Linked DNA regions of Homo sapiens: all the other regions are linked to region 1. The links are chromatin contacts, found by Hi-C or POLR2A ChIA-PET in ENCODE. All regions are on one chromosome and are shown on one strand. The core of a region is the stretch at or near the end of the contact, and the rest is flanking DNA. Distances in the headings are between cores, read along the strand shown. Region 1 holds the start of ZBTB20-AS5 (ZBTB20 antisense RNA 5). Region 2 overlaps CCDC191 (coiled-coil domain containing 191). Region 3 overlaps ZBTB20 (zinc finger and BTB domain containing 20).

Evidence for each region. Hi-C counts contacts between places; a loop is a spot of excess contacts on that map. ChIA-PET counts read pairs that join two places held with the same protein, here RNA polymerase II (POLR2A). Pooled maps may share reads with other maps.
Region 2: a loop to region 1 is called in a map of OCI-LY7, with 5 times the contacts of the local background. The contact joins the enhancer-like site here to the promoter of ZBTB20-AS5 in region 1. A Hi-C loop is called at or near these places in 1 of 168 maps with a recorded cell type or tissue (OCI-LY7) and 1 of 50 pooled maps. POLR2A ChIA-PET finds 5 or more read pairs at or near these places in 3 of 52 experiments (Panc1, activated CD4-positive, alpha-beta T cell and activated T-cell).
Region 3: a loop to region 1 is called in a pooled map, with 4 times the contacts of the local background. The contact joins the enhancer-like site here to the promoter of ZBTB20-AS5 in region 1. A Hi-C loop is called at or near these places in 10 of 37 single-sample maps with no recorded cell type and 3 of 50 pooled maps. POLR2A ChIA-PET finds 5 or more read pairs at or near these places in 1 of 52 experiments (A673).

Annotation. Positions count from the first base shown.
Region 1 is chr3:114,451,680-114,456,618 of GRCh38, reverse strand. It overlaps ZBTB20-AS5 (ZBTB20 antisense RNA 5), which reads right to left and starts at 3,026. Exons shown (of 3, transcript NR_121661.1): 1 at 2,979-3,026. All of the region lies in intron 7 of ZBTB20 (zinc finger and BTB domain containing 20), which reads left to right.
Region 2 is chr3:114,002,482-114,007,420 of GRCh38, reverse strand. It overlaps CCDC191 (coiled-coil domain containing 191), which reads left to right. Exons shown (of 17, transcript NM_020817.2): 10 at 1,459-1,913; 11 at 2,675-2,784; 12 at 4,883-4,939. The region is part of intron 1 of LOC105374048 (a long non-coding RNA gene); the gene reads right to left. Among named protein-coding and RNA genes, the nearest start is that of CCDC191, 52 kb to the left of the region's middle. RefSeq lists enhancers at 1,637-1,686, 1,917-2,046. Within about 2 kb of position 1,885, at least 3 of the 41 ENCODE cell types and tissues checked have a DNase peak (open chromatin) inside an H3K27ac peak, as active enhancers do; they include OCI-LY7, where a contact is called at or near this core.
Region 3 is chr3:114,807,613-114,812,551 of GRCh38, reverse strand. The region is part of intron 4 of ZBTB20 (zinc finger and BTB domain containing 20); the gene reads left to right. Among named protein-coding and RNA genes, the nearest start is that of ZBTB20-AS3, 63 kb to the left of the region's middle. RefSeq lists an enhancer at 2,482-2,661. Within about 2 kb of position 2,596, at least 3 of the 41 ENCODE cell types and tissues checked have a DNase peak (open chromatin) inside an H3K27ac peak, as active enhancers do.

The sequences.
Region 1 (4,939 bases), core at 1,777-4,276:
TTTAGTAGCTCATTTTCAATTGAAATATATTGGAAAGGTTGTACATACCTAATTCTCCAGGTGGAAAATCTCATCAGTGCTTTAAAACTACATAGTATGCTGAAAGACTCAATCTCTTTCACCCACAATGTGCCTATATTTTAGAAACGAGGTGTATGAGAAAAACCACATCTTCTCACTTGGTGATATATAGCAGATGATGTTCATAGAGCGAATTGTAAATTCAGGGTGAGGTCTTTGTAGATCAAACCACTAGCCTTCATTAGCTTGAAAATGTGACACAAGTTATATCTTGCTGAGACGAGGCCTCTACAATATTATATTTTTCTGCTTTTCTCCTAGAATGAATTAAAGACTTAAATCCCTTGTTCCTAGCATTCAAAATGGTCTCTCTCTCTCTCTCTCCATATATATATATATACATAAACACACATATATATAAAGTGGAAATGTATTTATATATGTAATTATATTTCCATTTGGCTATTTAAACATTTTGAGAAATTGGAGGTTTGTGCACTAACTATATAGGTGGAGTAATCTTCTTATTTGGGAGGTAAGGGTGATTTTCATACCTGTTGGGCCAGATCTTCAAAGAATACTCTAGGTTAGCTGGTGTGGTGGAAAGAGCACTGGCCTGGTGGGCTCCTGGAGTCCTAGTGTCTAGTGTCGACTCTGGGCCTCAGTTTCCTCTCTACTAAATTGGGAGGGGGAGAGATTGATCTCTGGGGCTTTTTCTAGCTCTGTATTCTCTGGGTCTGCAAATCGCCTTCAGTGTCTGCCTTGCCAGCTCTGTTTGTCACAAAGATTAATCCATTTTAACTGTACCTTGGAGTGCACCCGGGAGAGGAGGATGGATGGATTGTTTTGTACCTAATATTGCATCAGAACTTTTGCCTTTTTAGATGAGATCGTGCCGTGCCTAAAATCTGTCTGCCTATCTGCCCACTGACTTTGTCTGTGCTGATCTCTTGCCACGGTGCCTCTTCTTCCAGCATCCTTCTCCCTCCAAGATCTAGATTCGGCATCTGACTGTACCTGTCTTGTTCTCTGCAGCATCTGTCTGCTACACTCCTAGACCATCGTTAATAAACTTTCACACATTACACGAAAACCCCTAATATGTTGGCACCTGCACATAAATATCTATGGTTCATAAAACTAGAGGAGAAAACTCCATTTTTTAAAGACCTCTATCTAGTGCCATTTGTATTTGCACTTTTTGTTTAGTTGTAAGTTTTAATAGTTCCCCCTTTGAGGATTTGTCAGTACGAGCAGTATTGCTTATCAGAACACACCAACAGTCTTTTTGTAATATTCGCTTTTCCCCTTTGGTTCAGCCGAGCCTGCTGACAGATCATTCAAATTCAATTGTTTTATGTCTAAGCCGAACAGCTAATTAAAGTAGGGATGATTAACCTGACTGGCAGTGCCGCTCTCCCTCTCGCGCTCTCTCTCCTTCTCCTTTTCTCTCTCTCTCCCTCCTGTTCCAATCAGTCTTTTTCTCACACACTCTCTCTCTCCGTCTCTCCTCTCTCTCCCTCTCTCTCTCTCTCTCCCCCCCCTCTCTCTCTTCCCCCTCTCTCTTCCTCTCTCTCAGTCTCTCTCTCCCTCCCTCGGTTGGTGTCTCTCTCTCTCTCTCTCTCTCTCTGTCTCTTGCTCTACTGTTTTTTTTTCCTCTCTCTCTCTCCTAAACGTGGTCTGCTTGCTGATGGCAGAATGGCACTCGGAGATTTGTGCATTGTGTCTGGTTTCCTACGGGCAGGCTGACCCAGTGCCTCCAGGGACTTATCAATAGACCACTCAGAAGAGACACAGACAGGAGAGAGGAGGAGGGGTGGGGGGAGAGAGAGAGAATCAATATCAAGAATAGAAGGAGCTCCGAAGCCATTTTTTTTTTAAAGAAGTATCGGGACTTGGGAGAGGGTGACAAAGAAGGTTTTTCAAAGAGGCAGTGGAGGAGGTTCTAATAAATTTGGAAGGAAACAGTTCCCTGTCTTGGGAAAAGGAGAACTCCTGACTGATTAGCATTCACACCAGGTATGAGATGTTCGCTACCCCTTATCACTGTGTCGCAACCGAGATGGAAAAGCCTTTTTTTTTTTTTAGGAGACCGAGGGAGCATGTATTTTGCTGTGTTTGTTGTTGGGGGGTAAGAGGGGCGGCGTGAGAAGCTGTGGGCATTTGTGTATGAGAGCAGAAAGAATGGAAGCAGTACAACGGGGGGTGGGAAAGAGTATGGAGTATGTTACTGTCTTCCCTGTCTTTGTGCACCCCTGGGGGGTTACCCAAGTTCATTTCTAGCAGGTGGATTTAGACGGGAGTTACTTAACGCTTGACCGCCAGTTTTGAAAAAAAAGAAAGAAAAAAACGCTGCTTCCTATGTCTATTAAAGGAAGCTCCAATTTCTCTCTCTCTCTCTCTCTCTCTCTCTCTCTCTCTCCCTTCTCTTTTCCTCTCTCTTCCTCTCTCTCTTCCTCTCTCTCTGCCCCCCATCCCTCTTCCCCTCTCTCCCTCTCCCTCTCTCTTCTTTTTTTCCTCTTCTAACCAGACAGCGGGAGGGTTTCTGGCTCCCAGCCAGCCCAAAAGCCTCTAAGTGTTTTGCACTTGTTTCAGGGAGTAGCTGCCCGGGGATTTTTCAGCATTTTCACTAGAGAACAAAGAGTTCTTTACAAAGGGAAGGGTGGGGGGGGGGGGAGTGAGCTTAATGTCTGATATATGTTTTTCTATTTTTATTAGTTTTTCGCCTAAAAAGAAAGAGACAGGAACAGAACATTCACTCTATAAAGACACAAAGACATTCAAAAGAAATCCAGTTATCTTTTCTCCCCATCATCCCAATATATACATATATGTACATGAAAAAATTAAAAAGAAAAAGACTAGTTAAGTTGCATATGTTGCTCTTTTCTCCTCTTTTAATCTTTCCAAATCCAACTGTTCTTATGCTCACTTTATGCTATTTTTTTTCTACTCACAATAAAAGTTGTTCAGGATGCATCTTCTCTTATCATGTCTTTACCCTTTCTGGGTCGCCAAAATCTTGTGGAAGAAAGAACAAAAGTCCATCAAATAATCAATTTGGTGACTAGAACATCTTCTACTTTTGCCACTTGGGTAAAAAGTTAATTATGGAATTTGGGTTCCCAAAATACCAATGGGGTACATCAGTTCATTCGATCTCACAAGTTTTTGCATCCATCTGTTTAAAAGGTACCACTTGTGTCACTTGTCAGTTATTAAGAAAAGGTAGTAAGGGAGCAGATATTTGTATTTTATTTTTGTTTCTAATTATGTAAATGACAAAACCCCCAGAGAGATTTCTTGCCCCTTCTATGATACACTAGTTCATGCAAAATATAGTCTAGATGGAGATTTTGTCAACGATTCTGATTGCCACGTAGCTTTGTGTTCTCCATTTCAATTTTTGCCTATGCATGTATATTTTTACCATGAATTTGTGTTGTAGCAAACATTTCAGAATGCTTATCATTTTCAAATTAATGCTCCAACAAAAGCAAAAAGAAATCAGATGTGAGCTGTATGTGTAAAATGTAGTAAACAATTTTATCTTTTATATATGCTGTACATTTATATCTTTATGCTAATATCCTGGATTTGTAAACCCAAGATAATGTTTTCTTTCTTAAAGTTCTCCTCTTAATGCATTTATATGTTGATTGTCACTTAGAAATCTTTTTAAGGTACATTATAGACACGAAACTAAACAAGGGGAACAATTCTCAAGCTCTACAAAAATCCTTAAATATATATTATGTACCATTCCTAACTACAGATAACTGTTTTGCTAAGTAGAAAACAGCTACAACAGTTGTTTCAAGAATCAGAAACTCTTTTCTTTTTTTTTCTATTAACTGAAAATAAAATCTATTCATATCCCTGGGGAGGGAAAATGTAGGGGAAAATATAGATATATACATTTTCCATAATTATAGAATGCATTTATGTAACTGCTTCTTAAGGGTGTAATACATATCAGGGCAGAGTGTGATGCTCATCAAAAAACCCTCCTGGCTGGGAGGTGTGAGTGCCTTATGTTTGAAGTAACTTGATAACAAGGAGTCTTTTCGGGAAACCTTACTATGTATGTGTTGCCTCAGTAATGATCCTCAGATAAAAAACAAGTACTAGGTGGCCAGTGTTAGCACTTGAACTCACTGAAAGATATTAGAAGTAGGGGAACTTTTGGCAAATCCAGAATTTTCCAGGGTAACTCACTTCTTACACTTACATGTTTTCTTTAGGAATATTCTTGAATTGCTTTCAGACTTTTCTGTATTTTTGTAGAATTTTTTAATGCTTTTAATAGTGCTTAAGGAGAAAAATACTTTTAAAAAGAATGTCATCCAAATAAGAGAAACTCAGTCTTTAAAAAGTTTTATATTGAAGACAAGAGTTGTTTTGGTTTTGCTTTTTTCCTTTTTGCTTGTGTTCTATTTTTTCTCCCTGAATTCTTTTGTTGCTGTGGGCTGTTGTCCCTGCATTTTTAATTTTTCATTTGGTACCCCCCCTTTTTTTTCTTTTTTCTTTTTCTTTTTGGTCTGTTTTTGATGTGACCAAGGGGATCTTTGAAAGGGGCAGAGGGACTGGGATAACAGGCTGTTACTGAAAGCTGCACTAGCTCTTCTTGATCCCAACTCAGGCAGCTCCTATCAGCTAGTTGTGCCGCCAAGAGTACAGTGACAGGTGATAGCTGTCATTCTGGGATTCTTCGTGGATCTGACCTGAGAGTGACACATTCACAGTCGAGGAGAAAAGGGAAAAAAAATAGAGGAGGAGGAAAGAAAAGCTCTTTGAGCTGGAATACACTGGCCCTTTCTTCCTGTAGGCAATCCGCTCCAGTTCTTGGCGACGTGTCCTGCACTATCAGATATCATATGACTTTTTATTTAGATTCCTTTTCGGAGAATGGCCTGTT
Region 2 (4,939 bases), core at 636-3,135, 450 kb after region 1:
GTTTCCATATATCACATCTTTCATTTCAGTTGAGTCTATGGAAAGCATTTCTATAATCGTGAAAAATATTTTTGAGTCCCTAAGGATGGGGTCCTGTTAGAACAAGAAGCTTCTGATATTTAGATAGCTCATAGCATTTTTCTCTTTAAGCCATTGCAGATGGCAGAATCAAAAACTTAGACCTTAGAACATGGACTCAAACCATTCTAGAAGAGACACTTTAATATGACATTATTTTGGCCAAGATAGCTGTTTCTAAATAAAAATTCTTGTTTCCTTCCCCTCTGTATAGAACTTGTAATTGAGTATGGTACCTCAGTCTATTAAATGGGATTTATGTAATAAAGCTTTGAAAACTAGTGATATGCTAATACAAAATATTATTAGGTAACATTATTCTTATGTAATGCAGATATTTGCCCAGTGATCCTGAGCTTCCAAATATTTCCCACCCATAGATAGTTTGTAATGCAGATATTTGCCCAGTGATCCTGAGCTTCCAAATATTTCCCACCCATAGATAGTTCAGGAATAGCTGGAAACGGTTAGCTAGGCTTTAACGGGACCTTGATGCTGAAATAACTAAATATCCTATACTATGGCATATGATTAATTTACTAGTGTCAGGAGAGGCATTGAAAGAAAAGAGATATATTATTCATTTGTAAAGATATTCTTTGGTTTTCAGACATTCTCGAGAAAGAATATATCCTTTGCCACAACATCTTCAAATTTCCACTAAAATTCAGAGTCAATTTATGCATATTAAATTCATGTTTTTTATATATAAAATATATATATTTATATATATATATATATATATATATATATATCTGGAGTAACCTTGCCTAATTCACAAATGAACTGTCCAAATTAGAAATTTATAAGAGAAGATTTTTGCTATTACGAATGTCCTGGCCCATGGCAATGGTTCATACAGCTGTAGCCACTCTCCCAGTTTTCTTTTTTTTTGAGCCAGGGTCTCGCTGTGTTGCCCAGGCTGGAGTTCAGTAGCACAATCTCAGCCCACTGCAACCTCCACTTCCCAGGTTCAAGCGATTCTCCTGCATCAGCCTCCTGAGTAGCTGGGATTACAGGTGCGTACCACCATGCCTGGCCAACTTTTGTACCTTTAGTAGAGACAGGGTTTCACCATGTTGGCCAGGCTGATCTCAATCTCCTGACCTTAAGTCATCTGCCCATCTCGGCCTCCCAACGTGCTGGGATTACAGGCATGAGCCACCACAGCCGGCCACTCTCCCAGTTTTCATGGTGAGCAGCAATGCATGTTTTAAGAGTGGTGGCCTCTGAGGTAGCCAGGCCAGGAGCACAGACCACCTTTACCTGCAATACATGGCAGTTGTGCCATTAAACAAAACAATACTGACCTCATAAATGTTGGATTTCATCAGCACAGTCCTTTAAATAGTTGAGCTATAACATGTTTCTCTCTCTCAGGAGACTGCTGTGCCCCCTTTGTGGGAAAAGCCTCCCTTGGGAAGCAGTGGTTGTATGCTCAGTCCTCCCCTGGGAAGAACAACAACAGGCAACTTGCAGGGTTCCCTTCAGAATGTCTCTCTGAGTGCACCTGGCAATAAGCAGCACAAGACCCTGGGTGCTGAACCCTCTCAACAGCCTGGCAGCAACGAGACACTCAGAACTACCAGCCAGAAAGCAGAACCGCTTTGCTTGGGTCATTTCCACAACCGCCATGTCTTCCAGCAACAGCTGATTGAGAAGCAAAAGAAGAAACTTCAGGAACAGCAGAAAACAATTCTCGAGCTGAAGAAAAACCTGCAGCTGGCAGAGGCTCAGTGGGCAGCAGAGCATGCCTTAGCAGTCACAGAAGCACAGAGCCACCTGCTGTCAAAGCCCAGAGAAGAGGAACCAAGAACCTGCCAGATGCTTGTGAAGTATGTCTGTTCTATCAGAACTCGCTGGACTCATTTTAAGGGGTTTTTCACTTTGGGCTCCTGAGCTTCTTTGCCCTGCTTCTGAGCCCCATGATTGTTCCTTTTCCTTGATTTTGCACTCTCAAAGCAAAGAAGCCTAGTTATGACTAGTATATGACAGGCACAGATAGTCAAGGATGCCTGTAAGGATCCAGTTATACTGTTAGCATTTGGGTCACGGCTGCCTTTGAGGATCTCTGTTACTATGCCAGTTAAAGAGAAAAATGCTGTCTTGCTCTATTTCTGGGTTTCTAGCTATGTTAAGTGCTGAGAAGCCAAGTCAGACAACATCAGGTCCACATGGAGCAGCCCCTGGGCTGGCTTATTTCCTAGCTTAAATTTGTAGTTGTTAGGGATAAAACAAAACATCTTTGAGCCTCAAATAAGAGCCCAAGTTTCTCAAAAGCCACGTAAGATGGTTTCAGTTGTGCTTGAGACATACTCATTGCATGTGGTAAATGGTAGGATAAGATGTGGTGACACCTATGGATTTGAAGCATTAGGATGGGAGTCACAGTACCTGACTCACTGTGTAGACTCATGCCGATCACACAACCTTTCCATACCTCATTACACATATTTATGGAGTGGATATAATATGTAGTTATCTCAGAGAGTAGGGATTCATTAAGGTCTGTAAAAGGCTTTGAGCATCTCAGGTCAAAGGAGTTTGAAGGAAACTGGTTAGTAGTCTAAATTCCTTTCCTTTATTTTTTCCCTAGTTCACCTGTTGCTTCCCCTGGGACTGAAGGCAGAAGTGACTCCCGAAATTCTCTTTCTGGACTCAGAAGGAAACCAAAGCAATTGATGACACCGCATCCCATACTAAAAGGCAGGGCTGTCTCGGTGGTGGCCTTGGTGGTTGTTATCTTCTCTCCTAGAGTAGAATGTGTACACTGGGACTGAATTCTGGCAACTCTTGAGGTTTTGAGACTTGGCAGAACCTGACATCAAAAATCTCAGAATGGTAGACATGTGAGGAGTGGAGTACACCAGAGAGCCCCACTACTTTTTTCCTGCCCCTTTTGCCAACCTTTTTGGCATTCCCAGCCAACACACACACAAAAAAACATAGCTGAAAGGTATATCATTTTTCTGTAATTTGAGATTTGGATTGTGAAAAAAAAAGGAATAATTACACAAATGAGAAAACTCTGAGTAACTGCCAAGGACAAACACTGATAAAGGACACCTGTCATTGTACTTTGTTAATGTTCAAATTTGATCAGTTTACAGTAATCCAAGATAAGTTATTATTTTATAATATTATAACTTGTTGATAGGATTTTAGTAATAAAACCTACAAACCAGATATGTTAATTTGATAACATTTTTGATGCATCTAGAAACATTTATTTATTTGGTACAGGCAGGGTCTTCCTGTGTTGCCCAGGCTGGTCTCAAACTCCTGGCCTCAAGGAGTCCTCCCACCTCAACATCCCTAGGTGTTGGGATTATAGGCATGAACCACTGCACCTGGCCAGAAACCCTTATTTAAACTAAACTATACGAATAGAAGCATTCTTCAGAACCCACCTAGTGAATCTGCTAATTGTTTTTACTATATGCTTAGTCCTTCACTGTACTTATGTTTGCATGTGGTGGTTGGCACTTTGACAATTATATTGTGGTTTGTAAATTTGATTTTTTACCTGTGACAAGATTGCTGGTTTAACAAGAAGTAATTACAAATGAAAGACACTGTGCCTGCAGTCAATTCCTATTAATGAAGAAATTGGCAGTCTTTGCATTAACTATCTGCCAGGACAGCAATTTATGCTGTCTTTGCCTATCATTAAGCTTGGTCAGTAAATACCCAGTTAAGTATGATTATTTTTTTAAAATTATTGTTTGGTCAAGGAGTTAGCTATTTTAGAAGCCCAGTCTACTTTCAAGTAGTCTTTTGATGATTAGATCTAGAAAAGATGGGCAAAGGGCATATTACCAGAGACTCTGCTTCTTAGGGGTCTCTTACTTTAATCCCCTAGTCTATTTCTGCCTTCTTAGAGACAATTTCACTCTCGCCATCTGTGGCACTACCATTCTTTTTCAGCAAAGCAGACACTTAATAACTGTAAGAAATAGCCTGGTGAGTTTTTTGTTTATTAATTCTTAAAACTTGGACTTAAATTCTTTTCTCTAAAATATGGCACAAGGAACTGAAAGTAACTATTGGCTGGCTTAGGTGAGCAGAACTTGATACTCCTCCCATCCATGCCCCTCTTCCTATGAAAGCCCCAACTGATTATAGAGTCATATTATCAGACCATCTTGCACATTTGTTTCTTTTGGATCGATATTTAATAGCCTGTCAAGAACAGGAGTCTGACACTCAAATTCATTCAGATGCCAGTTCTCCAAATGCCTGGTACAATTCCATTTCCTGCCCATCTGTATATCCAGGCCTTAAAACTAGATTCAAATATATTCATCGTGACCCCAAACTTTAGTTTGTTTGTTGTTATTCTTATATATACAGACATATGTACAGTGACTTAAGAAAAATTAGCAGATTCAATAGGATTTGAGGAACGATTCTACTCTCAAAGTACTTGTTAGATGTAATTAAAGTTTTCTGCATTCATCAAACATATAATCAAATTAGAATTCTGGTTTCTGGGTTTCATATACTAAAAGTATCATCAAGGCACATTATAAATCAGTAAACAATTATTTTAATAAAAATGTAAACAAAATAATTAATTTATAAATTGTTCCTCATTGCTGAGGATGGGATAATAGGTCTTTAACCTGTAGAGTATATAAGTTCTGTTTATCTCTATATATTTTCTGAGATTGTGAACATTCAACTTACAAGAAAACCCTAATAATAACACTAAATTTTACTATGAAATGGAGACATTTCTCTTGCAGTATTCCTCATATTTTTTCAATATAAAAAATATTAGAACTCTGTTACTATTTTCTAGCTATGGAAGAGAGAGCAATTCAACGAGCTGAATGTAGGCGGATCTTGGCAGAGAAGA
Region 3 (4,939 bases), core at 1,347-3,846, 360 kb before region 1:
CACTCTATATCTGGCTACTCTGGTGGGGACTTGGAGAAACTATGTCTAGCTCAGGGATTGTAAATACACCAATCGGCACTCTGTATCTAGCTCAAGGTTTGTAAACACACCAATCAGCACCCTGTGTCTAGCTCAGGGTTTGTGAATGCACCAGTCGACACTCTGTATCTAGCTACTCTGGTGGGGACTTGGAGAACCTTTGTGTGGACACTCTGTATCCAGCTAATCTGGTGGGGATGTGGAGAACCTTTGTGTCTAGCTCAGGGATTGTAAACGCACCAATCAGCACCCTGTCAAAACAGACCACTCAGCTCTACCAATCAGCAGGATGTGGGTGGCGCCAGATAAGAGAATGAAAGCAGGCTGCCGGAGCCAGCAGTGGCAACCGGCTGGGGTCCACTTCCACACTGTGGAAGCTTTGTTCTTTCACTCTTTGCAATAAATCTTGCTACTGCTCACTCTTTGGGTCCACACTGCCTTTATGAGCTGTAACACTCACCGCAAAGGTCTGCAGCTTCACTCCTGAGCCAGCGAGACCACAAACCCACCAGAAGGCAGAAACTCCGAACACATCCGAACATCAGAAGGAACAAACTGCGGAGACGCCGCCTTTAAGAACTGTAACACTCACCGGGAGGGTCCGCGGCTTCATTCTTGAAGTCAGTGAGACCAAGAACCCACCAATTCCGGACACACTTATACAACAAGGTGACGGAGTTCCATCACATTCTCCATCCTCAGACTTACATCTTTAAGCAATGTATGTGATGTTTCAGGATTTTGTTTCATGGATTAGATTTCTTGTTTTCCAGACAGAAACAGTAATCTTTACTATTACGGGTTCCTAGATTAAAGGTTATGACACTTTAATGAGATGAAGTTTGGTGAATACTTTGATTTCCTCAACATGTTGTAAAAGTGAAGTATTATGTTGATCCAAAGATATCAGTAAGATATTCACAATTAATGCTTTATACATTCTGAATTTTTCCTAAACAAAGTTTGCTGATTTTTTTCATCTATTTAAGTCTCTGAAGGAAAATGAGTTTAGATAATTCCTAGAAGCAGATACTATATGTTTATCTCTTTTCATGTGATAGGAGTTATTTTGTAAATCCGTTCATAATTTAAATGCTCTAGGGAAGTGTATTCTCAAGGGAACTTTATTGTGGATCATCATGTAAAGGAAAAATTATTATATAGTAAATATTATTCTCTATATCCATATGGGAACTTTCTGATTTACAAGTTATTTGAGTTCCAAAAGGAGCTTATTCCCTTTGTGTGTTCCCAAGGAAGTATAACCTGAGTGAGCCCAGGAATCTGTGAGAAAATAAGCTGGCAAATACTAACCTGATCCAAGTAAGTATTTGGACCTGCTTAGATCTCTGAGCTATTATTGTTTTGTATAAGATTAAGTCTAAATGACATATTCTTTACAATTGCTTAGAATAGGTTAGTCCAGCTCCAAAGTTCATAGCAACTCATTATTAACCAAAGTAATTCTAGTCCTTCTCGCTGAGTGGTTTCTCCAAACTCTATAGAGTGAGGCAAAACTATTTATCTCCCATGGGAGAATTTTGGTAACCTTATCCCTATATCCCATACACTTCCCTAGAAATTCTTAATCCCCCCCAAACCTTTAAACTTTCTAGAGATGTAGTAGGAGGGGCAGTTGAAGATTTTCTATACACATGTAACCATTATGAAAACGTTCATTCAATGGCAGTTAGACTTCCCCCCCGCCACCCCACATGCATGGATACCTGCAGCTAGGCCCCTGATTCCTGCATTACTAAGAAAAGAATTAGGCAGTGGTCATTCGCTGAAGAAATGGCATATGGCATAAGTCGTTTATGCCCACTATAGATTAAAAGGTCATAAATCATATCACAGAAGCTGGATACTTTTGGGAGTGAAAGTGGCCAAATTAAAAGTTATGTTGGGACAACTAGCACAGTTAGGAGCCCACAGTGTTTTAGCCGGGAGTGCTTCCTCCTATTATCCGTCCCCACAGTTCCATTGTATCAGTAGTTCTGCCAGGGCAGGACAAGTCATGAAAACCCACAACTTCACTGCTGAAAGGGGGTGATTCGATAATTTGATGGAGCAGAACATAGAAAAACCCCATGCCCTTAGGTGTGGTCAAAACAGTGACAATCTCAGGGGCAAACAAGCAGGGAGAATAAACATCATATGTAGCCTGAAGTTACAATTCAGAGTAGAAAAGAACTGGCAGATTGGCCAGAAATTTAGCAGGGAGAATTGGAAAAGGATACTATCATAGTGAACTTTGGTAAGCTACCACATATTCCTAGAGGTCTGAAAGGCTGCACACATACTCTGGGGAAGACCTAAGGCTTTGGACACACAGAGAGAAGATAAGAGAGAACAAATGGAAAGTAAAAATCAAAAAAACACTTGTAAACTGCCTGAACTTTGAGTGCATTCTACAACCCACACACACGTATATATCAATTAGAGGCGTTAGCATAGTGGCCCTAGGTGTTTAAGTACAACCTGTGACTGATCGTTGGCTGACCACTAAACTGTGTTAACACAGGGGAAAGTCCCAGCTCAAAAACGAAAATGGAAATTACACAAACTGAGCAGAAACATCAGCAGCGGCACAGCATGGGGAAGAGAGGCTGCACAGAGTTATGTTAGGCAAGTCCTAAATAAACAAACACAGCAATAACAGCAACAACCCTCAACAGGGAAAAGTCAGAAGCCAGAGTTGCTGTAATATGCTATATAAAATGTCAATTTTCAAGAAAAAAATGAGACATGTAATAAACAGGAGTGTGACTCATACCCAATTTAAGAAGTGGTTAAAAGAAAGTGTCTGAAGAAAAAAAAAGAAATTATATTTGGGTTGAAGTGGAGATAGCAGATGTTAAACTTAGCAAACAAAGAGTTGAAAGCACTATTATAAATATGTTCAAAATAATAGGAAATCATGTTAAATAATTAAAGTATTACTATAATTACCCTTTAAATAGAGAGTATCAATATAAACATAAGTGTTATTTTAAAAGGAACAAAAATTCTGGAGTTAAAAAATATTATAATGGAAATTAAAAAATTGCAAGAGAATCTCAACAGAATATTTAAGATGGCAGAATAAAGACACAATGAGATTGAAGATCAATTAATAGAAATGGTCTAATTTGAAGAGAAAAGAACAATGAAAAAATGAGCAGAGCTTCGGAGACCTGTGAGAGACCATCAAGCATACTAACATATGTGTAATGGTAGAGAAGAGGAGGAAAGAAAGAAAGGGCTCAAAAATATTTGAAGAAATAATAGCCAAAAACTTCCCAAATGTGATGAATAACATTAATCTACACATTTGAGAAGCACAAAAACTCCATGTTGGATAAACACAAAAAAAATCTGTACATAGACACATTATAGTCAAACTTTTGAATGAAAAAGAGAAAATTTTGACAGTAACAAGAAAAAAAAGACTGTTACATACAGGAAAACAACACTACGATTAACAGCTTACTTCTCATTAGAAACAAAGCCAGGAGGTAGAGGGATGACGTATTCAGTGTGCTGAAGGAAAAAAAGGGAAAATGTCATTTAGGAATTTTATATTTAGCAAAATTGTTCTTCAAAAATAAATATAAAATAAAGATATCCCAAATAAACAAAGACTGAGACAATTTGTTGCTAGTAGACCTGCCTTACCAGAAATACTGAAGGAAATCCTTTAAGTGGAAATGAAATGATAAAAATGTATCTAAAATTCACCTAAACAAAAGGACCTCATCACGTCATTATTTAGGTAAGTATAGACATGATATAAACATAAAACTAAATTCTGTTTGAACAGAAGGAAGGATATAACAAAGATAAGAACAGAAATCAATGAAATAGATAATGAAAATAATAGAGAAAATTAATGAAACCAAAACTTAGTTTTTTGAAAAGATCAACCAAAACTTAGTTTTTCTTTTGCTAGACTGATCAAGGAAAAAGGAGAGAAGATGACAGATTACCAAAATGAGGAATCAGAGAGAAGGTATCACCACCAACCCCACAGAAATGAAAAGGATTATGAGGTATAGTTATAGTTAATACTATATTATAAACAAATAGTATAACCTCATAATCATTCTCATTTCTATGGGGTTGGTGGTGATACCTTCTCTCTCATTCCTGATCTCATACTATACTATGAACAAATATTATAACCTCATAATCCTTTTCATTGCTTGATAGTTAGAAATACAACCTGTGACTGATCATTGGTTGACCTCAATTGTCATTGCTTAACAATTAGACAATTGTTAGCAACTGGACAATTGTTAGCAATTAGCTGGATAAAATGGACTATCTTAGAAATGCGCAAATTACCAAAACTGACTCAAGAGGAAATAGAAAATATGAACAGACTCGTAATAAAAAGACATACAATTTATACAATTTATAGTTAGGAGAAAATCCTAGATGTAGATGACTCCACTGGTGAATTCTATCCAATACCAGTATTTCACAAACTTTTCTAGAAATAGAGCAAGAAAGGTCATCTTTCAATTATTTGTACAATATTACACTGAGAGCAAAGCCAGACAAAGACATCACAATGAAAGAAAACTGCAGACCAGATTCCCTCATGAATATAGACACCAAAACTCAACAAAATATTCACAAACCAAATGTGGCAAAGTAGAAAAGCATTATACAGTGCTGACCACAGAGGATTTATCCCAGGAATGTGAGTTTCACTTAACATCCAATAATTAATTAATGCAATATAGCATATTAATAGAATAAAAGAGAAAACACATGACCATTTCAATAGATGTACAGAAACATTTGAGAAAATCCAGTATCCATTTGTGATATAATCTTTCAACAAAAGGAATAGAAGAGAACTTCTGTAACCTGACAAAGGGCATCTATGAAGAACTTATAATGTATGTAATGA